Linked DNA regions of Mus musculus: region 2 is linked to region 1. A link is a loop called in an ENCODE intact Hi-C map of the cell type or tissue named here. Cell type or tissue: heart. All regions are shown on one strand. Each heading gives the region's core, and the rest is flanking DNA. Links, peaks and the distances in the headings are about the cores only.

Region 1 (14,919 bases), core at 1-8,000:
AGTAATAACCTGTCTCAAAAAGGCAACAAACCTGACAGACCTGCAGTGTGAAACAGGAATGGTAACAGTAGTTAGGTAGTAGTTAGGTACTCAGTGTCAAGTTCTATAACCAGTGTTCGTGTGCATGCTCTTCTGACTTCCATCTACTTAACAGGCCTGATGTCCCCACTAGCATCACTTCCATGTAAATTAGTAACTGACCGATCACAAACCAGGTGTACAGGAATGTAGAAGTCAAGTCCCACCCTCCTCGGACGTCTCTGCTACAAAATAAAAACATTTACACACGTGTTATTGACTGATTGATACCGGGTCACTTTATACCTCAGGCTGGCTGCAAACTTACAACAATCTTCCTGCCCCAGTCTATCAAGTTATAGTCTTTGTTTGTTTTTTCTAGATAGGGTTTCTCTGTGTAGATCAAGCTACTCTTGAACTCAAAGAACTGCCTGACTCTGCCTCCTGAATGCTGGAATTAAAAGTGTGCACCCCTGTGCTCAGCAAAATTATATTCTTTAACTCATCAAAAAGCCTGGTAAAATGTTAGGTCAGATACTGAAGTGGCTATTGAAGGGTGGGGAGGGCTCAAGAGAGCCTGAGATAAACTGAAATTGGGCTCTGGAAGTCCATCAGCCCTGCAGAAGGCTCAGTGCAAGCGAGGTTCTCTATGGGAGTGCGTGTTGGCAACCGTGTAATTCTGTACACGGTTACAAAGATTGCTAACAGACATAGTGGTAAAACAACTGTGTAAAATAAAGCTTGTACTCTGGTTGAGAATTTCCATGCCAGAAAACTACAAATAGCGACAAGGAAACAAACAAAAAGAGCTGAGTTAAGTGGGTTTTGGTGGTCTGCTTTTTTTGGTTTGTTGTGAGAGTCTCGTGTTGCTGAAGCTGGTCTAGAAATCCTGCTTCTCCTGCCTTCACTTCCCAAAGGGCTGGGCTATATAGGATCAGCTCCCATGCCTGATCAGTTTTAAATTTTTATTTATCAACTTCTTATTCATGCTTTTCACAATCTAAAGATTTCCAATAGAAAATGTCAGTTACATATAATCCTAAGTCTTAAAAATCTCTAATAACCTTGTAACTTTTTAAAACTTGTATCTTTTAAAATAAACCTATACACAAACACACAGAAGCCACTGTACTTGACTTCATTCAAATTAACATTTGAATATAATCAATGTAACACTTTTTCTTTCCTGCCTTCCTTCCCTGATCCTCTTGCCTCCCACAGAAAGTGATGGAATCAAGGCGCGCACCACCACGCGCAGCCACATGCAGTTTTATCTGGAGCTGGACTGCACCCACGGCCTCACACAGGCCGGCTCCTGAGCTATAGCCCAGGCTGGCCCTGCACACACAGCCATCTTCCTGCTTTGCCTTTCGGGGCTAGGACTACAGAGGTGAGCCAGCCTGACAAGTTCTTGGCAACTTTTCTTTACTTGATTTATACGTGTGTGTCTTCCTTTCTCCCATGATTCCTAGGCCTGTGGGAGCAAGGAGTTACTACTACTCTTAGCTAGTCCTGGGAGACCAAGACGGAGGACTGCACAAGTCTGAGAGCTACAGGCCACAGAGCACAAACCACGCCAGCCAGGGCTGGACTGTGAGACCTGGACTCAAATAAAGCCAAAAGCAGACACATTTTGGTACAATCACCTTTACTGTTTTGAGGTTTTGTAAAACCTCACATTATAAAAATTTGTAAAAATAACAGCTTTTGAGAAAACTAAGATTAGAAGCAGATTCCCGAAAATCTACGGATTCTTTAAAAGTGGCATTATCGTGACAGCAATCATGTATGAGTGCTATCGGTGTGAAAAAGCTTTCTGTGAGTACTTTAATAAATGTACTAAGTGGCTAGGCTCTGGAGGCAGAGGTAGAGGCAGAGGATCTATGTGAGTTTGAGAACTGGTCTACTTATGACAGCTCCAGAAAGGTCAGGGCTAAATAGAAACTGTGCCTCAAAAACAATACTAAATACGTTTCTAAATCTTAAAAACACATAAAAAAGACAGAAAAGCAATAAGAAAAAACTGAGGCAGCCGTGCTTATGAGAACATGGGTAAAACACCTCCTGCCAGAACCATCCGGTACGTGCTTTCAAGGTGGAGTATGTGGCCCAAGAACTAGGGCAAGGCGGCAGAGTGAAGTTATGGCACACAGCACTTTAGTCCTTTGATGCTCCCTCCCTCCCCCCCTCTCCCTCTCTCTGGTTTTCCGAGACAGGGTTTCTCTGTGTAGCCCTGGTTGTCCCGAGACTCACTCTGTAGACCAGGCTGGTCTGGAACTAAAAGATCAGCCTGCCCTTGTCTCTTGCACACAGAGAAGTTTGTTTTCACCACAGCTGTGGATTTATTTCCCTTACTTCCTTCAGCAGCGCACAAGCACTTGACAAAGCTATCTGAGCACAGCTGCCTCCACACAGATAATAAAGTGCTTCAAAGGACTGGTCAGACGCCTGAGATGAGGACTTGGAGCGGTGCCTGTGCAATCCAGAAGGAAGTACACACACTGGAGAACAATGAATGAGGCAACATGCTAGGCTGTGTCATCAGCAAACCTGAAAGGCAGGCCAAAGAAGCTGAAGGTAGGCTTTCTTTAAAACAAACAAACAAACAAACTACATTGATAAGCATTGCTGGACTGTAAGGCTATTCAAATGGTGGCATGGTAGTACACACCTGTAAACCCAGCCTGAGAGACACAGAAGAAGAAAATGCACTTCAAGATGGAGGCAGCCCAGCCCAGAAGCCAGCCTGGTCTGTATAGAGAGGCTGTTGGATGGGGAGGAGGAGAGGCAGAGAAAGTTTCGCAACATTAAATGAAAAGAACCCCAAAAGATGCTATAAAGCATAACACAAAACTGCAAAATAAACAACTTCATTGCAGAGGAGTTAGGAATCAGTGAGTGCATTTTAAAACATCCCTGTTAGTTGCTCCTGAGAAACTGTTTCTTTTACAGTAGTTAAAATGGTTTTAAAAACAAAAGACATTCCTTTGACAGCATGGACATAAGCCTTTGAAGAAATCTCAACTTCCAAACCATTAAACCATCGTAATGAACCACTTAAAAGGGGTATCATAATAAACTACTTAAAAGGGCCCTGGGAAGCCAGTGCCGCCCCACTTTCTCCAGCCTAATGAGTCCTAACTTGCCTTATGCAGGAAAACTGATTTCTAAACAAACTCCTCTTCTCAATTCTTATAGCACGTACTTCTAGAATCTTCAGTAACAACAACAACAGCAACAACAAATTATTTGAAAACATCCGGAGCACTTACCCTTCGAAGAATATTCAGCCTATACTTCAATTTTAAATTTTCTTCTCGTAACTGTTCCAAACTTGGAGAAGCTTCCAAGCAGCCACAGTTCTTCAGCCGGTCGATCTCAGCAGTCAGAGCCTTAATCTCCCTTTCCTGTAAGGGAAAGGCAACTTTTCCAGGTCAAACAAATGCTTCCCGGATAATGGCAAACCTTACCACAGACTTCCTCATTTCGCTCTCCACAACATGTGGGGTAGAAAAATGAGAATGGACTTTGCAATGATTTTACTGACGTCAGCAATCATCCTTTATGAGATGGAACTGAGTTCACATGTGTGTGCTGGGGATGAGGGACTGCGGGGCAGAGAATATAACTCAGCCAAGTGTGCATGGCAGTACACATCTCCAGTCCTAGCAGTTGAGAGGCTGTGAGTTGAAAGTCCAGGGCCAGAGTCAAACACGGAAGTCTCTTCTTTAGCTAGGTGCATCCTGATTTAGTCAGAGTACAAGTTTCTGGCTTTACTACCTGTGTTGCTAAATCTAATGACTTGGGACTAAAAAAAACCAAACCAAATCAAAAACGACAAAACAAACCAACAAACATCAGTAGGAGTTGGGGACTTGCACCCCTCAGTGCTGCTTGCCACACATAGGCCTTGGCTCTGGGTTAGATCCCGAGACAAAAAGGAGTCAATCCATCTTTTGTCATATTCGAAATCACTCAAGTGTCCGTCTTTGCCTTTTCTGGGTCTACGTAAACTTCATATATATATGGTTTTTTTTTTCCCCATCTCTCCAAGATCTGCTACTATTCACTGGACTCAGCAGTAAAGAGCTTGTCCATTTATTTTGCACCTCGGGGATGATTTGCATAAAAGCAGTTATTGTCCAGGGAAGACTTAGACAAACTGAGTTCCTAACGCTAGTGTCTAGGCCCGAAAAAGAAAAGGGGCTGGTCTTACTTTCGTTTTTCAAAATTGTGACACTGTTCCAGACCAACACTGGCGGCTTCTTGGGAAGTTTCCGGCTGGGTCTCAGGGCACACCTGTCCTGCTCTAACCTGGCCTGGGCGACCAGCAGAGTGAGCCTCGCTCGCTGTCCACCCTCTCTTCTCTGAGTGACAGTCGCACGACCCGGCCAAGAGGAAAGGGCCAGCGGAGCAGCAAGGCTTCGCAAGCCCCGAGGTCCCGGACTGGGGTCGCCGCGGCCGCCTGTGGAAGCCACTGCGGACTCTGCCCCGCCGCCGCCCGCTCCAGAGCCCTCCGCCCCGCCCAGGGACAAACCTGCTGCAGCAACCGCGCGGAGCACTGAGCCACCAGACCGTCCATCCTCTCGTCAGCGACTCACATGCCAAGCGGCCGGAAGCGGAAGTGTCTAGTTTGGGCCGGAAACGGAAATTCCTACCCGGGTAAGTCACTGTTTTTGGTTTTTCAGGGCGCGCCCTCTGCTGCCCCCTAACGGGATCCAGGAGACACTGCGAGAGAGGCGGGGAGCAGGCCAAAGCAACCTACCCTCTGCTTGGAGGCATGGCGCGGGCATGGGCACAGAACCCATCCCTCTTTTGTTTTGATTTTTTGTGTTTTTTGTTTTTGTTTTTTTCGAGACAGGGTTTCTAGCCCTGGCTGTCCTGGAACTCCCTCTGTAGACCAGGCTGACCTCGAACTCAGAAATCCACCTACCTCTGCCTCCCAAGTGCTGGGATTAAAGGCATGCGCCACCACTGCCTGCAACTCATCCCTCTGTTAAACAGGCATTTTTGTTGTTGTTCACATTAAGGTGCTAGATACTCTCTCCAGGATGTGAAGATGTTTAGAATGTATGATAAAAAAAGGTCCTTAAACTAATGGAGACTGCCTGAAAGGGGAAAGAGAAAACAATGGCTTTCCTTTTCATTGTATGTGTAGTGCGCGCGTGCACGCGCACATGTGCATGTGTAGACTTTTTGTATTCCACTCTGACCTTTGACTCTCCATCCTCCTGCCTCAGCCTCCTTACCAGGCAAACAATGTTTTAATTACCAAGAAAGGAAGGTGGTACAATGACTTGAGCCAGGCAGCCTCTTGGAGCATCTCTCAGGCTCTTCTGTTCGTTTGAAAGATGTAGCCCAGGGTAGTCTTGCATTTAGCTGAGCTTCTGATCTTTTGTCTTGAACTTCTGATCTTTTTCTTTCCACCTTCCAAGGGTCGTGGTAACGTGGTTTTACCACCAAGATGGATTTAGTTCACGTTAAAATTTACTTATCTTCATCCTAAACAATAATATCTATGAATCCATGGGCTGAGTGTGTGGGCTAAAGATGCTACATATTAAATAAATATAGGACTTGAGAGGTGGCTCAGTGGTTGAGAGCACTGGCTGTTTTTTTTTCCCCCAGAGGTCCTAGTTTGATCCCAGTATTCACATGGCAGCTCACACTCACCTATGAACATGTAGTTCCCTGGGATTTGATGCTCTCTCCTGGTGTGCAAGCATACATGCAGACAAAACACCCATATACATAAAATAGATAAACTTTCAAAAACAATCAACATATTATTATAGATAATAAAGAATGCAGCCATATCTACCTGTGTTTTCTTTTTGCTAGGTAGAGCGGGCTGGCCTAAAACTCAAGCATTTCCTGTGTTCTGGGATTACATCTGCTGCCTCTCCGGGCCTATAGTTTTCTATATTGTCACCAGTGGTACCTATACCCACTTTGAGAAAATGCTGCATTAAGGCACTTGGCTATCACCACAGCACATAAAAAAATGTTAAAAACACACACACACACACACACACAACACTGTGATTGCTGTGAATTCATTCCAGCCTGAGTTAGTGAGTTTTAGGACTGTAGAGTAAGGACCTGTCTCCAGGTAAGCAAGCAAACAAGCAAAAAAAAAAAAAAAAAAAAAAAAAAAAAAGGAAGAAGGAAGGAAAAAAAAGAGGTCACAAGCCACTGAGAAACGCCTATGTTCCCATTGCTACACAGCCGGATTGGAAGGACTTCGACTTTCCTTCAGTCAGTCAGTAATTGTCATGTGTTAGGGAATACTGTGTCAGGAGCTGAAATGGTGAACAGGTGTGTCTGGTGCGTGAGATATGAAACCTAGGGAATCAGATACATATGGTTGGCCAGAAGTACATAACGTCAAGCCTGCTATTTCCAATTAGCTTCATTTACCCACTATCCTATAGTTGGCAGAAATTGATGGCTATCCTTACCATATTCCCATTAATACATTCAGTTAGCAACGTGCTCTGGGGATAGCTGTACTCATGGTATGGGTCAAAGATATGGAAATGAGTTATTCCAGAAGCATCTAGAATATAACAAGTAGAATATAGACTTCACTACTGTGGCTTAACATTGCGACTTAACTTATAACAGTAGAGAGTGACTCTCAGCACCGTGGATCTACAGCAGCGGATGCTGGATCTCAGTAATTCGGTCTACAATAGCAAACACTGGATAAACAATGCAGGGCTTTAGTTTCCAAAGTCTTGTCTTTAATTCTTTTCTTCCAGTGCTGGGATTAAGCCCAGGGCTTTGTGTTTGCTAAGCCACACTACTATTCTATTGAGCCACATCCCCAACCCCAAAACTTGGTCTCTTTCCTTTTGTTTCTTTCCTCTTCCTCCTCCTCTTTCTCCCCTCTCCTCGACCCGCCCCCCCAAGGTTTCACTAAGCTAGCCCTGGATATCCTAAAACTTGCCATGTAGAACAGGCTGGGCCTGAATAGTACAGGGATTAAAAGCACATATCAGAATGCCTAGCTGAGAAAGACCCTTTCTTTATAAACAAAACAAGACCTGCGGTTAAGAGCCCTTGCTACTCTTCCAGATGACTAGAGTTTCTGGCACTCATGTGAAATATAGGTGGCCCATGACCCCTCTATAACTCTAATTCCAGGGGACAAAACTCTGCTGGCCTTCATGGGCATCTTTGGATATACATATAAATAAAAGGAATCTTTAAAAACAAACAAGGCCATCTTAGACTACAGTATAAGTTTGAGACCAAGCTGATGTCAATATGCAACCAAATAAAATAAAATAAAATTCACATTGAGGTGGAGAGGTGACTCAGAGGTTAAGAGCACTGATTTCTGTGCCAGAAGCCCCGGGTTCAAATCCCAGCACCCACATGTTAGCTAACAACTGTCTGTAACTCAGTTCCAAGAGGACCCAATGACCTCTTCTGGTCTCTATAGGCATTGCACCCACATGCAGGGGTGCACACATCTGTGCAGGCAAAATACCCATACACATAAAATAGAAGTGAACATAATTCTATCCATCCATATTCATCCACCCATCTTTAAAAAAGCACACAAAAAAAGTCATGCTGATAATCCTAGAAAGGCTATGGCAAGACAATTGTTTTGAGTTTGAGGCCAGCCTGAACTACACAGTGTGACCCTATCTCAGAATAACAAGACCACAAGATCATAATCGTACCTTCTGTATAGGATATTGTAAAGATAACCCAGCTAAAAATAAACTTTTAGTGATTAGAGCTGTGGTGAGGGGAAAGATGTGATTCTATGGCTCTTGTGTAGCCTTTGCACTTGGTATGCTTAGGTACCTCCTTTTAAAATAATAAAACTAGGCTTAAACTTTGTTTTAGTTTGAATTATGTGTACTTGTGTGTGTCAGGCTATGTGCATAGGAGCATGAGTGTATGTTATGGCTGGTTGTGAGCTGACTGACGTGGGTGCTGGGCACCAGTCATCAGTTCTCTGGAAGAGCAGTAGCATTCTTAACTGCTGACACATCTCTCAATGTCCCATTAGTCATTTATTTATGTGCATTGTGGGTGCATGTCTGTCTGTGCACCATATGCATACTTGGTATGCACAGAGACCAGAAAGGGTCTCAGATCCCGGAAACTGGAATTACATATAGCTGTGAGCCACGATATGGGTGCTTGGAATCAAATACTGTTCTCCAGGAAGAGCAGCCAGTGCCTTTAACTCCTGAGCCATCTCTCCAGGCTCAGTTTTTAAGGACAGGTTTTCATACTGCTGAGAAGGTCTCAAACTCCTGCGTCCACCTTGCAGGTTCTGGAAACACAGACATACACCACCAGACCTTAGGTTCCCAAAGAGCTGAGCAGTCACTTTTATCTAACGGACAAATAAGTATAACTCGAAAAATAAAAGAAAAAGGAAAACAAAATTTCCCCCCCCAGGATTTGGAGCTGAGTGAAATCAGGGACATAATAAAAGTGAAGATGTGAAAGGGACAAATGACAAGAAGCTCTTTCTTAAAAGGCCACTTTATTGTTAGAGATAGATCCAAATGCGGTTCTCCGCAGCCCTCCCCTCACTCCCACAGCTGCGTCACTGGGCATCTGAGATGGGCGTGGCCTGGGCGTGGCCTGTCACCAGTCCGGGCGGTTCAGCCAGCTCCAGGCTACCTGCTTCCGGTCACGGTCACGTGGCCACATGAAAGACACATCACAGCTCACAAAGATCCGCGGACAGTCTTCGAATTCCCCCACGATTACTGTACATCCTTGTCTTTGTATTATTGTACAAAATAACGTTAACCAGGGCAGGCTAGCTGTGCTGTGCCACCCGCGGGACCTCCTTTGAGGATTGTCGCCCCTCAAATACAACTTTTTTTTTTTTTATTATTGCAGGGAAACCTCTGAAAGTTGTTGCTGTACAAAAAGAAAACTCTAGACAGTTTTAAGACTAGCAGCCACTTAATGCTGCTTTAGTTCATTTAAATTCTTTCCCAAAAATACATTCCTAAATATACAAACTATACAATCTTGTCATTTTAATGCTGGTTTTTTTGTTTGTTTGGTTTTTGTTTTTGTTGTTATGGTTGCTTTGTCATTTTTTTTTTTAAATAATAACAAGAAAACCTGAAATTTAAAAAAAAAATCTGTCTTCAAACCAACAAGAGCGCTCGGGGACTTGTGACTCAGTACCTTCATATAATGCCTCATAAATAACATTAGTCACAGTCAGCCTTCACAGCTTGGTCTGCACGCGCGCGCACGAGACAAAGGAAATACTTTTCTGGTGGTTAGACGTCATCTGCAGAGAGAGCTGGGATGTTCATCCGAGGCCGGGTGAAAAATGCCATTTTCTCCCTGTGATGGAAAACAGGTGTTTCAACCTCACTGAACACATAGGTATGGACAGGATAAAGCCCTGCTCAGGGTCAGGGCATCATGTATCCCAATCACACAGTCTGCCACTGAGAGACACCTCTACTATATACTGTAGGATACTTAGTGATAGCTCTGGCCACTATTAAATGCTGTTAGCATGCCTGAACTCTGGCTGTGAAATCTGAAATCTATGAACCCTGAACATGGTGATACATGCCTCTAGTCCCAGCAACTTGAGAGGCTCAAGACAAACATAGCTTGGGTCCGAGATTTTGAGTTCCTATCCACATAGTCCCATCTTTAACAACACACACACACACACACACACACACACACACACACAGTCAAATATCTTTGCAGCGAGTGACATAGGAGACAAAATCATGCTTGACCCATTAGCATGATCAATACAGGAAACACATACATATACATATGCATATATGTGTGTGTGTGTATGTATATGAACATTGGTTTATTTTTGTTTTTTGTGTGTGTTTGAGGCAGGGTCTCATGGAACACAGGTTGGCCTTGAACTCACACTATAGTGGATGGAGGATGAATCTAAATCCCTTTGTGTTGGAAGGCCCACACCAAATGACATCTGTGACCCTCCTCTGACACGTGTAGGTCCAGCAAGGCAAGCACCCAGCTGTGATTCTATTAGGCAGGCTAGCAAGCCGAGGCAGGAAATTAGGTGAGCATCCATTGCACGCCACTCCCCTCTTTATCACCAGCCAGGCCCCTGCAATTACCAGGTACCGAAAAGGCTGAGAGGAAAGGATAAGGCAGGTGGTTCATTCATTAAACAAGAGGATCTCACAAACTGGGCTGAGCTGTGTGGGGACTGGTCCCAGAGCACCACAGTACTCACAGCATTATGGGAGCCTGGCAGAGGATGAACATCTGTTCCCATGTAGGCTACAGCTCTGCTAGCAACAGGGGCATTCAGTGCCCAGGAGCAGGGAACACGAGGCCAGCAAAGACGATAAAGGCCAGGCAGCTGGTGGGGTAGCGGAAGGCATGAGACTGGGATTATCCACTCACCTGAAAGACTGCACTTCTGGGGGCTCCTTACAGCTCTGGCCTCGAAGCCTGTGCACATCCTTGGCAGCAGCTCTCATCATCTTGTCGGCTTGCAACTCACTCTTGTGCTCCCCACGATCCACCTGGGAGGTAAGGCAAGCAAGAGTGTGAGGTGGGAGAGAGTCCTCTGGCCTGCAGGAGGCGCTGTTAGCAATGCAGAGTCTGTACCATAGAGTCGGCATTGTGTAGAAGGCATTGTGTAGGGTTATATTCACATCATCCACCGATGACCACTGAGGATTGAGGCAGGGAATAGAAGCCCTTCCTGTGCCTGAAGGAACTGTGACAGGACACGCCTAGTGAAGTGTGTTTCTTACCTGCTCCTCAGGCACTTGGGAGGGGAGATTTTACAGTAGCTTTGATTTTACAGACCAAGAAAATGACTCAATTTTGTTTGTTTCACTTTTGATTTTTGTTTTTAAATTTTTATTTAAAAAAGAAATGCGTTCAGTTTTATGTATATGAGTACTCTATCTGCATGTATACCTGTGTGCCAGAAGAGTGCATCAGATCCCATTACAGATGGTTGTGAGCCGCCATGTGGTTGCTGGGAATTGAACCCAAGAACCTCTAGAAGAACAGCCAGTGCCCTTGAAAAGGTCAGCTCAGGAACTTTGGGAAGGTAATGAAACACTTGCCCTTGCTGAAGGGCGAGACTAATTAACATTTCTCAGACAACAGGGTGGAACCGACCTGCAGGTGGGGACACATTCTGCAGGACTGACCATTGCCCACCTTCAGACAAGGGAAGTCCTTGTCACCTCATTCCCTAAAGACCAATCAGTTTAAAGGGTGCCCTGTTCCGCCAATCATATTGTGCCTAGATGCTGATGCCCTGGAAACCATATAAAAACTCCCCAAATGGGTGCTGGGCGTCGCCACCTCTTCTCTGGGTCTCGATGACCCCAGTGCAGTGGAACAATAAATTCCTCTTGGTTTTTTTTTTTTTTTTTTGCATCCATCCCGGCTCCATGTGGTTCACTCAGGGGGTCCCCAGTAAGCTAAGGCTCCCTGGAGTCTTACACCCTTAACCACTGAGCCATCTCTCCAGCCCCTTTCTTTTGTTTGATAGATTATTTTTTTTGGTTGTTGTTTTTATTTTTTGTTTGTTTGCATTTGAGACAGGACAGGGTTTCAGTCTAGCTTAGTCATCTAGACTAGAATTCGGTATATGGTTTACGTATTGAATTACGAATTGTAATTCTCCTGCTTCGCCCTTACGTGCATGGCCCACCTAGATAAGGTGCTTGCTGTATCTGATGAAGGACTCACGGTGAGTGGGGTTGAATTGTAAGCACTCACATAAAAAAATATCAACAGAAACACTTGTAGAGCGAAGCCCTCAGGGCCCCCCTCCACAGTGGGATCACAGGATGCTGAGAGGCAGCCAGCCAGTGGTACTCACCTTCTTCTCCAGCATCCTCAGTAGCAAGCGGAAGCGCTCGTCTTCACGCAGCCACTGTGGCAGCTCCTTCTCCCCGTGGTTCTTGGCTTGCTCCAAATGCTCCTTCAGCTCCTTCAGCACTGAGATCTCCTGAGTCAGCTGGCTGTGCCAGGTCCTCGTGGCCTGCAGGTCGAGTTCTAGGTCCAGCGAGGTGCGGATCAGACGCTCTGTGCGCAGGGACTTGACGGAGGAAGGCTGCGGGGGTGGAGATGATGTTCATGCCTGCCAGAGGGCTCAGCCCAGAAACCCACAGATCCCAGTCCTCTAAACCCCAACCCCCGCCTTCCTTTATGTGCAGACACCCTTTTCTTACTGCGAGAATATACTCTCTAAGTCACACAGGATGTGCACCACGTACCAGGGACTCCGTTGTCATGCGGCTCCAGTTCCCCTTTCACAACAGCCCTCCAGGGGCCTGCGTGTTAGTGTCTACACAGCCGGGGCTCTAGGTTAGAGTGTGTGGAGTGTGGTGGGAGAGCTGAGATTCCCGAGCAGTGCTGACTGCATTTGCATTCTGTGAATGGTGTGGGGTGCTAACCTGCCCTCGGATTGTCTCAATGCATATTACACTGGGCAACGTCTGGACTGTGTGCCTCCAGTAGCCAGACTCTGCTCAAGAATTCGGTTATCTGGGACACACTGCAGCAAGTTTTTGTTGCTGATTTTTTTTTTATTTAAACTTTTTTTTTTTAAGAGATGTTCTGTTTTTTTTTAAACTTTATTTATTTATTTATTTATTTATTTATTTATTATATGTAAGTACACTTTAGCTGTCTTCAGACACTCCAGAAGACACACTGCAGCAAGTTTTTGTTGCTGATTTTTTTTTATTTAAACTTTTTTTTTTAAGAGATGTTCTGTTTTTTTTAAACTCTATTTATTTATTTATTTATTTATTTATTTATTTATTTATTATATGTAAGTACACTTTAGCTGTCTTCAGACACTCCAGAAGAGGGCGCCAGATCTCTTTATAGATGGTTGTAAGCCACCATGTGGTTGCTGGGATTTGAACTCTGGACCTTCGGAAGAGCAGTCGGGTGCTCTTACCCACTGAGCCATCTCACCAGCCCGCTGATTTTTTTTAATTAAATTTTTTTTTTTTCTTTTGGGGGTAGGCTACAAGGATGGAGGGCTGATATGGAAGAACTAGAAAATGAGTGGGACTGGGGTGCATGATGTGAAATTTACAAAGAATCAATAAAAATCAATAAAATCAATAAAAATCAATAAAAAGAGTAGGGCAGTGGTGGCGCAGGCCTTTAACCCTGGCACTTGGGATGCACAGGCAGGGGAATCTCTATAAATTTGAGGCCAGCCTCATCTATAGAGAAAGTTACAAGACAGCCAGGGCTACACAGAAAAACCTGTCTCAAAAAGAAGCAGGAGGAGGAGGAGAAGGAGGAAGATGAGGAGGAGGAGGAGGAGGAGGAGGAAGAGGAGGAGGAGGAGGAGAAGGAGGAGGTTTAGCTATGTGGCAGGAACAGTGTTGTGAGAAGGGGCAAGAGACCTGCTGGAATTATTTCAGGGTTTGGACCAATCCATTCCCGAAGGCAGTCTCACAGCCTGTGGACTTGCTAAGTTGTATTATTGCTTTAGTTTGTTTTGTTTTACGGTGTGAGCCTTTGCACACACTAGGCAATCACCCTCTCAGTGACCTCTAGGGGCTATGGCTGCATCTCACAAAGGCCTGAATGCGAAAATAGCCGTAGGTCAGAGCGGCGAGAGGTGAGTGCATCGTATTGGGTGTCTCCCCCATCTCTCGCATCTTATCGCCTTGAGACGGGGTCTCTCACTGCACCAGGACTTGACCTTTCGGTTGCCTGTCTAATGAGACCTGTGTCTCCACCTCACCCCTAACGCTGGGGTTACAGACAAACACAGCCATGTCTGGCTTTTTATGTGGGGTTTCAAACTTGAGTCCTCATGCTTATAAAAGGAGTGCCCTCACCCACTGAGTCATTTCCCCAGCTCGACAGCAGAAATGTAGGGACAAAAAAATGTGGAGGTTCTAGAGTATTTTTCCAGAGTGAACATCTGTCTGTCTGTCTAGTCTATCATTGTGTGTGTGTGTGTGTGTGTATGTACACCCAAGAGTGACCATATGTGCATGCATGGTGCATGTGTAGAGGTAAGAGGACAACTGTGTGAAGTTGGTTCTTGACTTAGACTTTTCCCTGGGTCCCCAGGAACTCAGGTCGTCAAGGTCACACAAGCACCTTTATCTGCAGAGCCAGCCCACCCACCCCGTCCTACCCACTCCCCTTTTCCCTGACACTCCAGCCTATCCATAAGCCTTCCCGAAGTGAAGAGCAGCAGGCACAGAAGGCAGGCACAAAAGGAGCTTTAAGGCGGCTCTTACCCGCTTCATCCTGACGCTGCGCCGCTCCAGGGAGTTTCGCACAAAAGGTGGCTTCTTGGACAGCGTAGAACTATCACTGTCACTGCGGTTTAGCTGCAAGAGAGAAAGCAGAGGAAGTCAGGCATGGGAAGAGTGTGTTCTGGACACGGCTCCCCCCACCCCCACAAAAAAAAAAGGGTCCAGTGGGAACAGGAAGAGATCACCTCCCCAGATTCCACCCAGGCTCTGAGCTTCCTATTCCAGGCTTTGCTCTGGACTTCCCATCCCTTTACGGTGACCACTGGCTAAACATGCACTAGGCGTGGTGCGTGCCGTTGTCTCCACATGACCCTAAATTAGATGAATCACCTTGGGGTGATGAGTCACCTTGGGGTATCCTCACAACACTGTGCAAGGACAGTCACCATGTTACGTGCAGGGCATAGAGGCTCACGAGTCACAGAACCCACCCAAAGCCACGAAAGAGCTGCTCAGTGGGGCCTGACGAGGTACCACCACTGTAGGATATACTGTCCCTTTGTCCTGCCATGCAAAGAGCTGCTTACACACACTTGTCCCTGTCCTCTTTGGAGACAGATATCTGGGCCAGAGATAAAGCATGAGTCGAGGATATGCCGGGTCTTCAGTACTGCAAGCGAGTACTGCA
Region 2 (15,677 bases), core at 4,214-12,213, 1.0 Mb before region 1:
AAAAATTAGAGATAAAAATAGACATGGAAAAATATTTAGAGACACTATAGAAAATACTAAGAATTGAAAAACAGACTTCTGAGAAATTAAGGCATTAGAAAACCTTACCAAGTTTTCATAGAGTAGGATCTAAAAAGAAATCAAGTTACAAACTTCATGTAAGCAAGGCCCTACATTTCTCAGATAGAAACAGAAGGCACCGGGCAGTTGGTGTTTTGAGAGTGAATGGACGCACTCAACAGCTGCCCAGTCTGTACCTAGAATGGAGCCAGTGTATAAGGTACCACTAGACCAAGCGCACAAAGCCAGTTCCAGGGTATCCTGACAATTTGTGGTTCTTATTTTGTTCAATTTTCTCAGTTTGCCTGACCTTAGCACTCTTGTCTGCCAAATGGAGACAATGTTCCCTCCTTCACAGAGCTCTTGTGAGGACTGGATGATTACAAAGTCTCCCCTCTAAAGCACATTCCCTCCCCAGGCAGGACGCTCTGTACTGCAGAACAGCTGGACACAACTGCAGGCACTGCTGCAGGACTAGTCAGTTATCTTGCCAGGCGAACCACATCACATGCTATATACGAAGGCTACACTGGTCACTAATATTACAAATGTTTCAAATACAAATATTCAGCTACCCAATTTAAATAATTAAATAAATTACTGCATGTAATTAGAAGACTAGTATGTATACTGATTGTTCAACAGCTTGTTTCTCAGTGTTTCCACTCAAACCATTAAGCTAGAAAACTTATCTTAGCTGTTTTGCAGAGCTCGTACTTAAGCGCCCACACATCCAGTACTTACAGACAGTCCTGTAAGCACAGGGTATCTTACTCTGAACAGACGCACACCTTGTTCTTCAGGTCGCTCACTTCCTGCCGGTGGCTCCTATGTAGCTGCACCTCTAGCTGCTCCAGCTGCGCCTTCTGCTGCTGTTTCAGAGCTTCACACTCACAGCTCAGGCTGTCTAACATCCGACTCTTGAGCTCCACTTCTCTTTGAAGGGCATGCTTCTCTTGGTTGTATTTCTGAAAACACATTGAAATGCATAAAGGAAAAACAAACCCAAACACCTTCAATCATTGGATATTGTCAGTTAGCACCTTAAGCTGCTTCAGACCCATTTCATTTGCTGCTTTCCAAGGAACAACCACCTGTCAAACTGGGACTAACATAGCTAATCTGTCTTTTCCTTTTTGAGCAGGGTTACATGCATGCTCACATGGGGAAGCACACATGTACATGCATGTTATTGCAGAAGAGATGACAACCTCAGGTATTGTTCCTCAGCTAATGGCCACCTTATTTTTGGGACAGAGTCTCTCACTGACCGGAAACCTGCCTGCCTGACAAGTAGGGTAGGAGGGATTGCCAGTGGGCTGAGTCCCAGGGATCCACCTACTTGTGACTCTCCAGAGCTGGGATGGATAACAATAAGACATTGTTCTACCATGTCTGGGAACTAGACTCAGGAAAGCATTTTACCAAATGACCTCTAAGCCCAAACCTTCCAATCAGTCTTAATGAACCCCAAAAGGTGTATTTGAATATCACAGGGATCTCAAAATCCTCAAGCTGAAAGAAGAAAAGGCACGGATCCCAGGAAATTACTGACTTTTGCCTTCCAATTCGCGGTCTCTGTGGCCCTGGAAGCCAACATACAAACAGTAATGGAGGAGGCAGTCTCTGGATTTCAAAATCCAAAAGAAACCTCAGACTGCTGAGTGTTAAGGATTTCCTGAAACATTCTTGCTCTTGGCTAAACAATAACTGTCATGGTAGTAAGCCTTTTCACACACTAATCAAAAACTAAGAATTTATCTGGTTATTAGAACAGTAAGTTGTTTTTTATTCAGTACAGCACAATAACAGAATCTTTCCATAATTAGAATCCACTTGCGAGACAACAAGAAAAAGTAAAGGAAACCTTTGGTATCACAGGACCAGAAACACTGCAACCAGCTCAGTGAAACACTCGCTGGAGACACTCGGACCTCCTTTCCAACGACTATCCACTCTGTGCATACTCAAAAAGCAAGCAAATGTGCCGGGTACCAATCCCAGAAATAGGTAAAACACGGTGTCTAACCTCAAGATTCATCGAAAACAAAACACTCAGCAACTTTAAGCTACAGTGACTGGTACTGAAGACAAGGGCAGGCTAAGAAGAGGCTTTCTAAGGGAACTGGTATAGGAACACATTTTCAAAGCAGCAGGAGAAAATGCTCATGGATCCAGATGCTGGGACGCACAGAATACAAGGGAAGCATGTTCGAGATCACCTTGTGCCAGACATCCAAGCTCAGCATTGGACGGCATGTGTATCTTACATGCTGCTAGGAATGTTTCCAGAAGCCCTGCCCGATGGCTGGATCCACAAACAATACCAAACTCTACATACACCATGCTCACCCACACCCAATATATAGTATCTGACCTGACAAAATTTAATTTTAAATTTGGCACACTAAGAAATTAATGATATAACCAATAATAAAAAAGAGCAGTTTAAAGTTTCGTGTCATTTTTCTCTCAAAATCTTACTGTATTACATACAGTCACCATTCTTAGATGCTAGATAGTATAATGTTCATGTGATGAGATGAAATGTGACAGTAGTCATGTGAGGCATATGACATCGTGTTAGATGACTCATGACCTTACAAGACATAAAGAGGAACAACACCTGCTAGACAGTGTTTCATGTCCCAAGCAGAACATAATCACTACAGATTTATAAATTATTATTTTACATAAATTATTTATATCTAGAACTGTCCATGTATTATTTATGGACAACTATAGACAGGAGAAATATGTCAAAGTCCATGCTGGAGGAATAGCAATTGCTGCAGTTCTCTATCAAGGAAGGATAAACCCCATAGCATGATGGTCTATCAATCCCTAAGAACAGAGAAAAAAAGGATATTTTACCAGTACTCAAATGTTCCTGGTTAGCATTACTAGTTGATAATGAGATGTTCTTCCTTGATTGCTTTCAAAAACAACAAAATACTAAAAGAAAAAAATACTAAATACTTTCAGAGCATTGTTACATTTACAAAATAACTATAAACATGCTATGGTTAAAAAAGTATTACAGTTCCTTCTAATTTTTGTTTTAAATGAGATAAAGCAGGGGAGAGGAGGGATTTGGGGGAGGAACAACTAACACTAAAAATCTTGCAAAAACAACTATAAAGGCTTCCTGAGATGTATATATCTATAAAAAGGGTGTTTAATAGTGTCATCATATAATTCTGGGTAGGTGTAATACCTAAACCAGACCATATATACTCCCAAATAAAACCCAACACCAGCAATGGGATGCTTATTTTTGAGCTGTTGGACAATAGAGTCCCATAGGTGCCTTCCCCCACTAGCCATATTACAGACTATTGCCAAGGTTATTGGTTGTCCTCCACAACATGGAGAAATCTAGAAGCTTCACCTGACTGCCTAGTGTTCAATGTGCGAAAGCGAAACTGATCTCACTCAGCTAAAAACCTTCATGACTTCCTCCAAGTTAAGCCTGCTGCTGCAGTCATGGCTTGAGTGTCAGGAGAGTAACCAGCCACTTTCTAACTTGGATTTGAGCCCTCCCATCCCCTTCTACCAGATGAAACCCATACCTGACACTGTCAATGAAGCCAAGAATCCGAGGCTAGATAGGTCATGGGCCCTAGGGGGAAACCTATAACTATTATTCTGCTAAAAGAGCACAGATCTCTTCAAGGTTCAAGGATCCATTTGGAAGAGGGGGCAAAAAGACTTTAAGAGCCAGAGGTGGAGTCAGGCAGTGGTGGCGCACACTTTTAATCCCAGCACTTGGGAGGCAGAGGCAGGTGGATTTCTGAGTTCGAGGCCAGCCTGGTCTACAGAGTGAGTTCCAGGACAGCCAGGGCTACACAAAGAAACCCTGTCTTGAAAAACCAAAAACAAGCAAGCAAACAAAGAGCCAGAGGTGGTGAATAATGTCAAGAAAAAAAAAAAAAAAAAAAACAGTGCTTTCCAGGCACAACAGGGCAGATGCGCATAAAAACACAGAAGCTCTGACAGCACATTTGAGGCCTTCATAAACCGCCAGAGCATATCTCAGCTCAGGGAGAGAATAAAATCAGTTTTCTTCAATGGGGTGACACTGGGTAATCAACCACACTCTATCTAGGGCATGCCCCATCCTCAGGAGTAGTCAGCCAACACAAATTGAACTCCATGGTTTTGTTTGTTTTTTAAAGAGAGAGAAAAATGTATGAAGTTAGGTGGAGAGGTAGAGAGAATCTGAGAAGAGTTTGGGGGTGACGGAAGAACACGATCAAAATATACTGTATAAAATTTTCAAAGAATAATTAAAACATTAAAACAAGCAAGGCAGTGGTGACACAAGTCTTTAATCCCAGCACTTCGGAGGCAGAGTCAGGTGGATTTGTGAATTCAAGGCCAGCCTGGTCTACAGAGTAAGTTCCTGGACAGCCAGGGCTATACAGAGAAACCCTGTCTCGAAGCCCCCCCCAAAAGAAACACATTAAAAACAAAACAAAAAAATAAATAAAATTCAATTAAACTAAGGGAAAAGAGGTTAGAATTATTTTCATCAACCTCCCCTCCCATCCAAAGCTCTTCTATTTTAAAGACACCCAAATTCCATGAGGTATTTCCAAAACAACTGTGCAGCATGACTGTTTCCATTCTGAGATATCTAATCTTTGTTTCATGATTTGCCATCTAGTACTTATTAAGAACAGTAAATCGTACTTGGAAAAATGACAGCTGCCATTAGTGATGTCTACCTGTTATATGCATAATTCTGTAGTTCAGTTTTAAAAGACTAAACATTTAATATTAAACTGATTTAGTAATTTGAAAAATCTTTGTGGGCCAGGCAACAGGTGTATATTAGTGAATAAGAATAGACAAAATTCCCTCTCATGCAGCGTGCAACTCTGGAGATAATCAGTAGGAGAGGAATAAGAGCAAATTTTGACAACTTGACATTGTACAGTCAGTGTATAGCCATCATGCTGACAGGACATTTAACTGACAGTCTGTGGTTGAGGGCAGAGTCAAGAAGAGTGGATGAATGACTCCAGAAGAAACGTTCAGTATAAAGCCAGTACAGGAAAGACTACAGAAAACACATTTGAAACATGGTGCTCACTTAGGCAGAGGCCAGAACACGAGGATATACAAAGCCAAGTTAAGAGCTCAGACTCTGAGAATACAATAGAAAGCCCTGTGCGGCTTCAGAAGGAAAGGAAGAAAGGGGACCTTGTTATTTTCTCATGGCCACTTGAATGTGTGACGTATGAATGGTAATGGTGGAAGCTGGCAAGCAGTCAGTAGGCTACAGCAGTCCAATGGAAAGATGGCTGTGGTCTGGGCTAGAGCTGCAGTATCTTAGGCAGACATTTTGGCTGTGTGAGTTGTTTATTTTTTGACAAATTAACACAAACTTAGACATATGTGTGAGGAGGAAATCTTAGCCGAGAAAACACCTTTGTAAGACTGACCTGTATGCAAGTCTGTGAGGCATTTTATTCACTAATGATTGATGTAAAAGAGCCCAGCTCACTGTGGGTGGTGTCCAAAAACAGGCTGGCCAAGCCAGTAAGCAGCATCCATCCCTCCGTGGCCTATGCATCAGCTCCTGGCTCCAGGCTCCTGGTCTGACTTCTCTAGATGAAATCAACGGTTTCTCCTCAAGCTTCTTTTGGTCATGGTGTTTCATCACAGCAGTAGAAACCTAACTAAGATGTGAGTCAAGTCCTTTGATTTATTGATGGATAAAATGTGGGACCCCTTGACTTCAGGCTCAAGCAACTATCCAGAATGCCAATCTTCTTACCAAAGCAAGTGAACATCCAGTTAGCAGACAGAGAGTGGTTGTGTCAAGCTTGAGACGCCCATCAGTGGCAGGCACTGGAATACACTAAAGGCTTGGTGAAAGGCCATGGAGCACTCAGAGGTTTAGAACTATAAAGGAGTGAGGTCACTGACGCAGAGCATGGATTGAACCACACCAGGCAGTAAATGTAGCAAGGAAACCAGGCTGACCTCAGAGGCAACCAACTGTTGGAAAGAACACTGGAAATTCCTTTTCAACACAGTTGGGGTGGGACAGTTTAGGTCTTCAAATGAGAAAGGATAGCTACCACACAAAACAAGTTTTTAGTTCCGATGTACTTCCTTGTAAACTAGTATACTGGACCCTACCTCTGCTGTGATCATCATTTCTTCATGACATTTATCCAGTTGGCTCTGCAGTTCCGTCTGCCTCTCCAAGAGCTGTAGGCCATAGTGTGCAGCTTTCAGTCGCTCGTCTTCACACTCTTTGAGTTTGTTCCGAAGATTTGTGATATCTGCCTCCATGATGTCTGTTCTCAACCTACTGGAAAGATAAAATATAACTACGTGAGCTGAACGTGGGACTAAATGTAGTGACATCAGAGCAAGAGAAGAAACATATATGGTCAGCAGTACTGCCATAGAAAACCAAAAGGGTATTAGAATTTGATTTCTGAATTGCAGGACAATTCCTCTTATCAGTGACAGCACAGTAGGTAGTGAGAAATGGCGGAACTCTACAAAACTTGTGAAGGTCAAGTCAATACAATTTTCTGATAGGTGGATTCTGGGAGGTAAAAAGAAAAATGAATATAGCCTTCTGCCTAAGCAATTACTAGAATGGAGCTACCCTCGGCTGAGACACTGAGGTAAAAAAATGTTACAGGGAAGAAAGCAAGAATTCATATTTTCAGTATGACTTGAATATGCTGTACTAAAAATACAAATTTGGAGAGTGCCAACATTAAGTCCTTAAGATTCCTTATCACTAGAAGATGAGCAAAACTGCTGACAAGTCTCAGAACAGAAGGCTGCTATGAAGGAAAGACCGGAAGTATCCTCAGGTACTACTCAGGAAGTAAGTGGAAAGCATGTAATGTTTCTGGGAGCCAAAAAGACAAAATTCCTCCAGGAGGTGGAAAGAAACCATCACGGCAAATGATACTAAGGCAAATTAGATGAGAAACTGGAAACTGCAGGTCACTGGCCCAAGGTGGAGAAGTGAGGCAAAAGCCTGGTTAGGATAGGTTTGAGAGCCAGGCAGTGGTGGTGCACGCCTTTAATCCCAGCACTTGGGAGGCAGAGGCAGGTGGATTTCTGAGTTCAAGGCCAGCCTGGTCTACAGAGTGAGTTCCAGGACAGACAGGACTACACAGAGAAACCCTGTCTCAGAAAATCAAAACAAAACAAAACAAAATAGGATAGGTTTGAGAGAAAATAGTAGGCGATACACAGATGTGGCTAAATGACATAAAAATCAAAGTGGAGCTCCAAAGCCTAGTGTGCTAATCACTTTTCACCACAACTTCTCAAAAACCCAACCCGTATAAGGCATTTAAGTGTCAGCAAGTTCTGTGGATGAGCTAGCTATCTGAGCTCAAAGCTCACTTCCACATCCAACTGGCTACATCAATGTGAAAAAGTTTTGTGAGCATCTTGCTTCATCTATCTTAGAGATTCTATAAGATAAAAAGAGTAAAAGGAAACAAACAAACAAACAAAAACAAAAAAGCCGGGAGGTGGTGGCACACACCTTTAATCCCAGCACTCGGGAGGCAGAGGCAGGCAGATATCTGAGTTCGAGGCCAGCCTGGTCTACAAAGTGAGTTCCAGGACAGCCAGGGCTATTCAGAAAAACCTTGTCTCGAAAAACAAACAAAACAAAACAAAAACAAAAACAAAAAGAGTAAAAGGCATCTAACTAGATTAAGAACACATGAATTCTTACTAGGCATCAACAGAAATACCATGCCAGCCAAACGGATTTTAAACTTTTTTTTGGGGGGTGGGGGTAGTTACATTTTCACAAATAAGTACAAGTGAAAACATTTAACCCAAACATCCAAAATGTTACCACTGCAATCTGTAATCATTGAATAGATAAATAAACAAACCCAAGCAAAACTTTCAAGCCCAAAGTTCTCCTGCCTATAGGAGGCTCAGGGATAAAGATGGAGCAGAACCACTGAATGGCACAACTTGAAACCCATCCCATGAGAGAGAGCCAACCCCTGACACTATTAACGACCCCGTGCTATGTTTGCAGCCCTAACATAACTGTGTCTTGAGAGGCTTAACCCAGCAGCAGATGGAAGCAGAAGCAAAGGCCCATCAGGCATCAGGCAGGGCTCTGGGAGTCTCGTGAGGAAGAGTAGGGGATAGAATTGAGCAAGCTGAAGGGGTCAAGGCCACCACAGGAAGACATGCAAGTCAATCAACCTGGACCCATGGGGGCTCACTGAGGCTGAACCACCAACTAAGGAGGATGCAGGGGCTGGACCTAGGCCCCCTACGTATGTGTAGCAGATATGCAGCTTGGTCTTCCTGCAGGTCCCCTAACAATTGAAGCAGGGCTGTCTCTGACTCTGCTGCCTGCCATTGTACCCCTTACCCTACCTGGACCGCCTGGTTGGAACATGCTTATTTAACTCCGCTGGGATTTGATGTCCCAGGATGAGGTGGTACTGGGGGGGGGGGGGGACACGACTCCCCTTCTCTGAGAAAAGAGGGAGGGGTAGTAGTGGGGATAGGGATTGGGGGGCGGGACTGGGAGGAAAGTGGGGAGGGGGCTGCGATTGGGATATAATGTGAATAAAAGAAAAACAACAAAAAAAGTAAATAAGTAAAACATAAGCGAATGAGATGTTACAATGAGACTCCGTCCTGTGTGTCTGCTACATAATTGTAAGTTAATTCAGACTGCACCACTGGCTAAGGGTACTGGAGAATTCAAGACTCGGAGGTCCCAGACCACCCAGCACCGTATTTATCCTTCTGCAGTCAAACCCGCAGCGAAGCGGTCCGACCGAAGACTACACCGACCCGGAAGGCGGCTCCAGAGAACTCAGGTTCCTGAGAACAGGCGTTCCTCCCACCTCCTCCCGGTTCACCCTTCCCGACGCTCGCCCTTACCTCTCTCCTCACGCTTCCTGGCTGCTGCAACCGGAGGCCTGTCCGGAGAGCACTGGACTCCCAGATTCGTGACACTAACTCCACCTCAGCACAGAAATAACTCCCTCTTCACTCGGCAGCAGCACTGCTAAGTAAGCGCCGGGGATTTTTGAATACGGTTCCCGCGAGAACTCACGTTTCTCACGAGATGTCTTGTCCAATCCGCGCCTCCGGGGCAAACGAGTGGGGCGCCTTGCAGAGACTGCGCATGTGCATGCTCCGCGACTTGGGCTTTTGGGCGTTCCTGCTGCTTCGTTTTCTTAGAAGTGTCTGCTTTTAGTGAAGTGTGTTTCTCTGGTTTATTTATTTGTTGTCGTCTTTACCAACGCCAGTGTCGCCGGGTCGGAAGGTATTGTCAGCCCCTCGCTGGCCCGCCTGCAGTCGCCTTTAGGAGCTAAGGCGTTGAGTCTCACCAGGGCCAGCACAGTGCCACCTTCCACTGGGCTCGCCCCAGTTAGGACTGCGAACCACCCTGCCAGCCCTTGCACTTTGCGCAGAGGAAATTAAAGTCTCCTCCAAAGAAAACCTAAGTAATTCAAAATCACCGCAATAGGACTGCTATTGAGACGAACCCAGCTGGTTTTGCAGTACAGCTCGAGGGCATGCGTGTCTAAATAGAAATTCCTTGTAAACTTGCTTATTCTTTACACTTTTAAGCAATGGGAAATCTGGAGAGCTCTAGTAACTGGCACCTGGCATCATATCTTTTTTATCTATGGGCTTGGCTCTATGTCTTTTATCGTGGTTTACTGTGTTGAATCTTTGCCCTCTGTAGATGAAGGTGCCGAAGTGACACATTCCAAAAGTGAATCGGAAACTCCAGTCAGTAACATTCCCGTTTTGTTTTTCTTTATATAACAAAACGTCTGAGAAGGTTTTCACTATTCAGTTTCATCATCATCGTTATTATTTAGCTTTTTGAGACAGGGTCTCTATGTAGCCCTGACTGTCTTGGAACTCTCCCTGCAGACCGGACAAGCGATGAACTCACAGAGATCCTCCAGCCTCTGCCTCGGGAGTGCTGGGATTAGTTTGTTATATTGTACAGTAAATTGTCTCTTGACAAGATCACCAGCGTTTCTTTTTGTTTTTGTTTGTTTTATCATGAGGCCAATCCTGCACTGTACCCCAGTGATTTTTTACCTTCAGTGTCCAGTAGTCAGTGTTTATTTTTCCCCTTTCCTGCATTGCCTCCATTGAGTTTTAATATCTTGATGCTCCACACCCTTTGACTTTCTCACTTCATTTTCATTTGTAGACCGTTATTTCTGATGGAGCTAGACCAGACTTTAAAGGACTGAACTGTTTTAAGATAAACAACAATGATCCATCAAGCAGATATAATCACCACTGAGTTCTTCATTAAATGAAGCAAATTCCATTTCTTCTATCATTCTCAGATTCTTCAACTCAGGAGTCAGGAAGATAACCTCTATCGTTGGCCAGTCATGACTAGTTAATACCTGTAACTAAAATCTTTATGAATTCCTTGTTTTGTTCTTTGATTCAGAGAGAACATATTAAATCACATACTATCTCTCAGGTGCAGTGACATAGACCTTGGAAGGATGTGTGATTAAACGTACTATCAGGGAGTTGCTCACAACACAGTATATTATTTACATATATTTAATATTCTTGAGGCCTGTGCCCCCCAACATAGCTGTAGCCATTTTGTTCCATGCCTGCCAGCTCTTTCATACTGTTGCTGTGATATGCCTGCCACTCATTGGCACAGAAAAATAACTTGACTCAGAGCAAGGTCATGTTGATAACATATCTTGTTATGTTCTGTATGACAATTGTTAATCTTAAGAAATTCCACAAAGCTATAGGACCCATCAGATTAAATCAGTATGAACTGTTATGTCCAAAATAGCTTGAGTCAGAGCTGACCACTGAACAGCACTTCCAGCACCTGCACACGAGCTCATTGTGGCATTTTCCTTTATAAGCACACCCTGAGAAATGTTCGGAGTTGTAGCCTCGGCCGCCAGATTCTGAACTATGGCCCTGATCGATCAAGCTTAGGGTGTGTGTTCAGTAAACCATCCCTGTCTGACTGAGCTTGGTGTTTGTGTGGTTTGTGGGCGACTCCTGAACCCCAACAAATATATATTTAAAATCATGGCTGTAGAAATTATCACACACACAAATATACTCACATATATATTAAAAATTCATGGGCTGGCGAGATGGCTCAGTGGGTAAGCTTTGGACTGCTCTTCCAAAAGGACCTGAGTTCAAATCCCAGAAACCACATGGTGGCTCACAACCACCCATAATGAAGTCTGATGCCCTCTTCTGGTGCATTTGAAGACAGCAACAGTGTACTTATTTATAAAAATAAATAAATCTTTTTTTTTTTAAATTCATATGACCCTACATAAAAGGAAAAGTATATTTTGTCTGGATATTCATTTAAAAAGTTACAAATGCACTGGCACTAAGCAGAGTCTTGAAAGATGGCAGAAGTAAGGAAAAATGGACTCGAGGGAGAGGACCATGTTCACAAAGTCTTAAAGGCCTCTCTCTCTAATCGTTAAAGGCAGTTTATAGGAGAACATTGATTTGGGCGCGTCTTTCTACACTGGCCCACTGCATGAAAGTAACCTGGAATCATTTGCACTAAGTGGCACACAAATAATTGAGCTTCAAGACCATCTTCAGTGGCCAGATGATTCAAATCAAGTGGATGCTGAGCTGGGACCTGAAGAGGTCTCTCTGTCTCACTTGTTTCCTATTCACAAATACTTCCTGATCTTGTTGAAAGGAATTGTTAAAACCTCTTCAGATCCTGAGGACTGTTGTAACTTAGAATCATAAATAAAAGTCACTTACAATCTTTAAAGTAAATTTGTTGTGGTTTTTATCTTTTTCCATGAAGTTAAAAGGCACTGTTAGGGATGCCCTGGATAGAGTACAGCCAGTACCATGTCCAGACACTAGATGTCACAAGTGAAACGATTTTTAGATAGCTTCCTAGATTAACCTACACTCTTTAGTAGTTTGAAGTACAGGTCTCCCAAATGAGACTGAGGTCCACATGCATGGCTGACATGCCAAAAGTTTATGGTGGGGTGGATTCCTCTGTGTCTGCCATTTTCATTTTACATCAGAGATGGCGTATTCCTCCTTGCATGATAATGGGTTCACGGAGCATAGGAAAGGCTTCTGAATTCTGAGAAGCAACAAAAATATCCACTCTCCCCTCCGTTAAAATTCCTAAGACAATAGCTACTCAAGTGCAGGCTGGTTGCTGTGAGAAGCTCGTCATTCTTTGAGTGTGACCACACTAACTCCATGTTAGAATGCTGTTCTGGTGGTGCTGCAGTGCCTTGAAAGCTGTTTATTTTGATGCGAACCTGTTTCGTGATGGCTTAGGGCTCTACAGAGGAAGGGCATGTGATCAAAAAGCTTAGAGTTTAGTGGAGAGACATCTACCAAACAGTTCCTGCCCAGAGGATACCTTTGATGTCCTTGTTGAGCTGTGAGGGGGACTTCTTTGAGGCCAGGCAAAAACAAGTACAAGACTCTGAGACACCGAGGAGTCTGAAATAAAACTGCATTAATTAATAAAGTCCCATGATTGATAGAATAGGCTGAGAGACGGTAAAGGTTGTGTTCATTGAAACTTGTGGACTAACTGTCCACAAGTGTGGAATAGCTGTCTGGGTGCAAGATACAGGGATTGTCCTAATCCATGGACTAGCTAGGGTAGAAGAACACAGTAGTTCTCAACCTAACGCATGCGGAGAGCCTTTACTACCGTTCCTCATGCTATGGTGACCCCCAACCCTAAGTTTACTTTCGTTGCTACTTCATAACAGTAATTTTGCCACTGTTAGGGATTATAATATAAATATCTCTGTTTTCCCGATGTCTTAGGTGACCCTTACAAAAGGGTCATTCGGCCCCAAACAGGTTGCAACCCACAGATTGAGAACCACTGATATAGTAAGAGAAAGAAGACACATGAGACAGACTGGAAATCTAATCATCATAGCTCCCAATGTGGCAGTCAGTTATCAAAATAATTGTCCGAGCAAGCAGATTCGGCTGCTCAATCGTAATAATAATGGGGAAGCCTGGCATGCTGACTCTTCCTGCATCAACGTTAGCTCCTAATGAGTCCAGTTTCTGTCTGAGTGGACGAAGCCTTCACTCAGCAGTGTTATGCTTTCTCAGTACAATGTATTGATTAACTTGCTCCTTTTTCCTGCCCAAAGCATTGTGTATTTTATAAGCAATTCGCCTTTCCATCCATGTTCCACCCTGTGGAGTCTTTACAGCTGATTCTGCCCTTCAGCTTCAGTATACTTTACCTCTAGGGTACTCACCATTCTGATGACAGAAACGGGTTGAAAGATGGCCTCTGAATGACAAGCCAGTGTGATCCGCCCCCCGGGACTTTTGGAGAAATAGATTGTATTAATTCTCTTTGTTGTGGACTGAAGTGTGGCTACCTAAGAAGACAACAGTCGTGCTCTATAGCTTGCAGCTGCCATCTGGCTTGAGAAATGAATAAGAAACAGGGATGTAAGCAGAGAATGTAAGAGTCCTGCTCTTGCTATCTGAGTGCTTCAAGCCTTTCATGAAGCTATAGCTGTCCATCATTCTGTATGGCTGTTGTTCAAACAGTTTTGGTTTAAGTTCTCTGCTGTTTGGAAGTTAAAATATTTTAACCAATATACAGTAATGCTTCTATCTGAGGATAAATGTCTCCAAGTGCTCAGCCCCGAATAAGAAATCTGTACCAACCTCCTATTCTGAAGGCTCAGAAATCATTGCCCAAGAGGGGCCGGAAGGATGGTAAGAGCCAAAGGTAAGGGTGAGTTCTGAGGCAATGCTTTCCAGGACACAAGGGGTCCCTCCCACCCATGAACTCAAAGCTGCTATGACTTCACATGCAAGACCAAGGTGAAAGCAAGTGATCACAAGGCCCCAGCTCCGGCACAGGAGCAATTGGTGATCAATGGCATCTAGGAGAGCCCATTTTCTTTACAAATGCAGTCACTGAGGGATGCCCGTGCTTCGAAGAGTGGCTCTGCACCCAACCATGCACAAACTGGCAGCACTAAGCAGACTTGGTAGATTTAGAAAAAGAAGACGTGATGTTGGAAAAAAAAAGGGTGTGGTGTGGTGATGGATAGGGACTGGAGCAGGGAATGGGGATCGGTCTGATCACAACACTTCATTGATGATTGAGTTGATAAAATAAAATAATACCCCCATCAGAGCTTGAGTAGACCCAGACTGTTCACTTCCATATTTACATTTGGGAGTTCTGTTTACTTCCAGACAGAATGACTTCTTTGAAGGAAAGGAAGGCCTGACCTAGGTGAAGGGACCAGTGAATGGTAATGGAAATTGAGGGAATCAGACATTGTACTCATTAGTTTTATGTCAGCTTGACACAACCTAGAGTCGTCAGAGGGGAGGGAGCCTTGGTTGAGAAAATGCCTCTACAAGATCTGATTGTAGGCAAGCCTGTAAGGCATTTCTGTATTTAGTGATTGATATGGGAAGGCCCAGCTCTTCATGGGTGCTGCTATCTTTGGGCTGGTGGCCCTGAGTTCTATCAGAAAGCAAACTGAGCTAGCCACGGAGAGCAAACCAGTAAGCAGCATAGCATCCTTTTGTTGTTGGGAGCCTACTCCTAGCAAAAGCCGCTATTGTCTCTGCAGCTATTTACTTACCGGCAGTACTTTTCCACCCTGACAAGAGACTTGTTTTCCTAGCATAATGTTTTTACAAGAAGCCCACCACAGCTGAACACACTCTGATAACATCTTGTTTTTTTCTCCTATACATCCTGGACCTGTGGTTAAGCGTCTCCAGCTGCACTCCCCAGTGAATGCATATATAGCTATAGTTGCCTTCCAATAAATGAGACTTGAGACTCAAGACTTGAGACTTGATTCTTGATAGTGTGTTTTGTTTCTATTCTTCGCATCTCTTGCCCCTCAGTCCTCTCTCTCTCCCTCTCTCTCTCCGCCCCCCCCCCCCTCTCTCTCTCAGACCCTGTTGACTGACCTGGGTCACTTTATGGCTTCCGCTTGTAGGTTTCTGCACTGTTTGAGTTTCTGTCCTGACTTCCTTTAATGGCGAACTATGATGTGGAAGTATAAGCTGACTAAACCCCTTTATGCAAGTTGCTTTGATCATGGTGTTTCATCACAGCAATAGTAACCCTGACTAAGACAGACATCTTGTGGGTAATCCTTTTCCTTGTCCCTGTTTCAGACAACCTCCTGGCTACATTTAAATTGACTTCCCTCTCCCCACTCCCCCAGATAATCTTAGGATCAACGAACACTAGATTTAAGATTGACAAGTTTACACCCATTATGACTTTCACTTGCTGAGAAGAGAGCATAACTTTTAGTTTGCTTATGTGTATAAAACACAAAAATTCTCACTTTTTGTTTACAAGATTGATTCTACTTATGTCTACTTACAAGATTGTATTTCTGCATAAACCCACTTTCCAGCGTCCATTCCACATTCCTGTAGATTTCACTGCAGCTCTTGGTCTAGTATGAGCCCAAATTCTCATGCATAAAACACAGAATCCTCATACATAAACAAACAAACAAACAAACAAACCATATTACCTAGTGATACTGAGCCTCCTCTCTAATATATTTGACCCAAGTCAA

The links. Peaks named below come from ENCODE experiments on the same cell type or tissue, not always from the same donor. Only the 100,000 strongest peaks of a DNase experiment are listed, where the experiment ranks them.
Region 2: a loop joins it to region 1, with 7 times the contacts of the local background. A loop is called at or near these places in 12 of 42 quality-filtered maps.

What each region holds. Positions count from the first base shown.
Region 1 is chr11:35,829,882-35,844,800 of GRCm38, forward strand. Rars (arginyl-tRNA synthetase) reads right to left here and starts at 4,647. Exons shown (of 15, transcript NM_025936.3): 1 at 4,556-4,647; 2 at 3,291-3,425. The coding sequence starts at 4,600. It overlaps Wwc1 (WW, C2 and coiled-coil domain containing 1), which reads right to left. Exons shown (of 23, transcript NM_170779.2): 20 at 14,274-14,366; 21 at 11,873-12,106; 22 at 10,429-10,550; 23 at 8,518-9,363. The coding sequence ends at 9,297. In heart, for the core only: CTCF peaks have their summits at 4,731 (motif pointing left) and 7,481 (motif pointing left); a DNase peak (open chromatin) is centred at 4,660; H3K4me3 peaks cover 1,667 bases; H3K27ac peaks cover 989 bases.
Region 2 is chr11:34,824,512-34,840,188 of GRCm38, forward strand. It overlaps Spdl1 (spindle apparatus coiled-coil protein 1), which reads right to left and starts at 9,130. Exons shown (of 12, transcript NM_027411.2): 1 at 8,977-9,130; 2 at 6,214-6,388; 3 at 852-1,028. The coding sequence starts at 6,369. In heart, for the core only: a CTCF peak has its summit at 11,951 (motif pointing right); a DNase peak (open chromatin) is centred at 9,180; H3K4me3 peaks cover 2,460 bases; H3K27ac peaks cover 1,707 bases.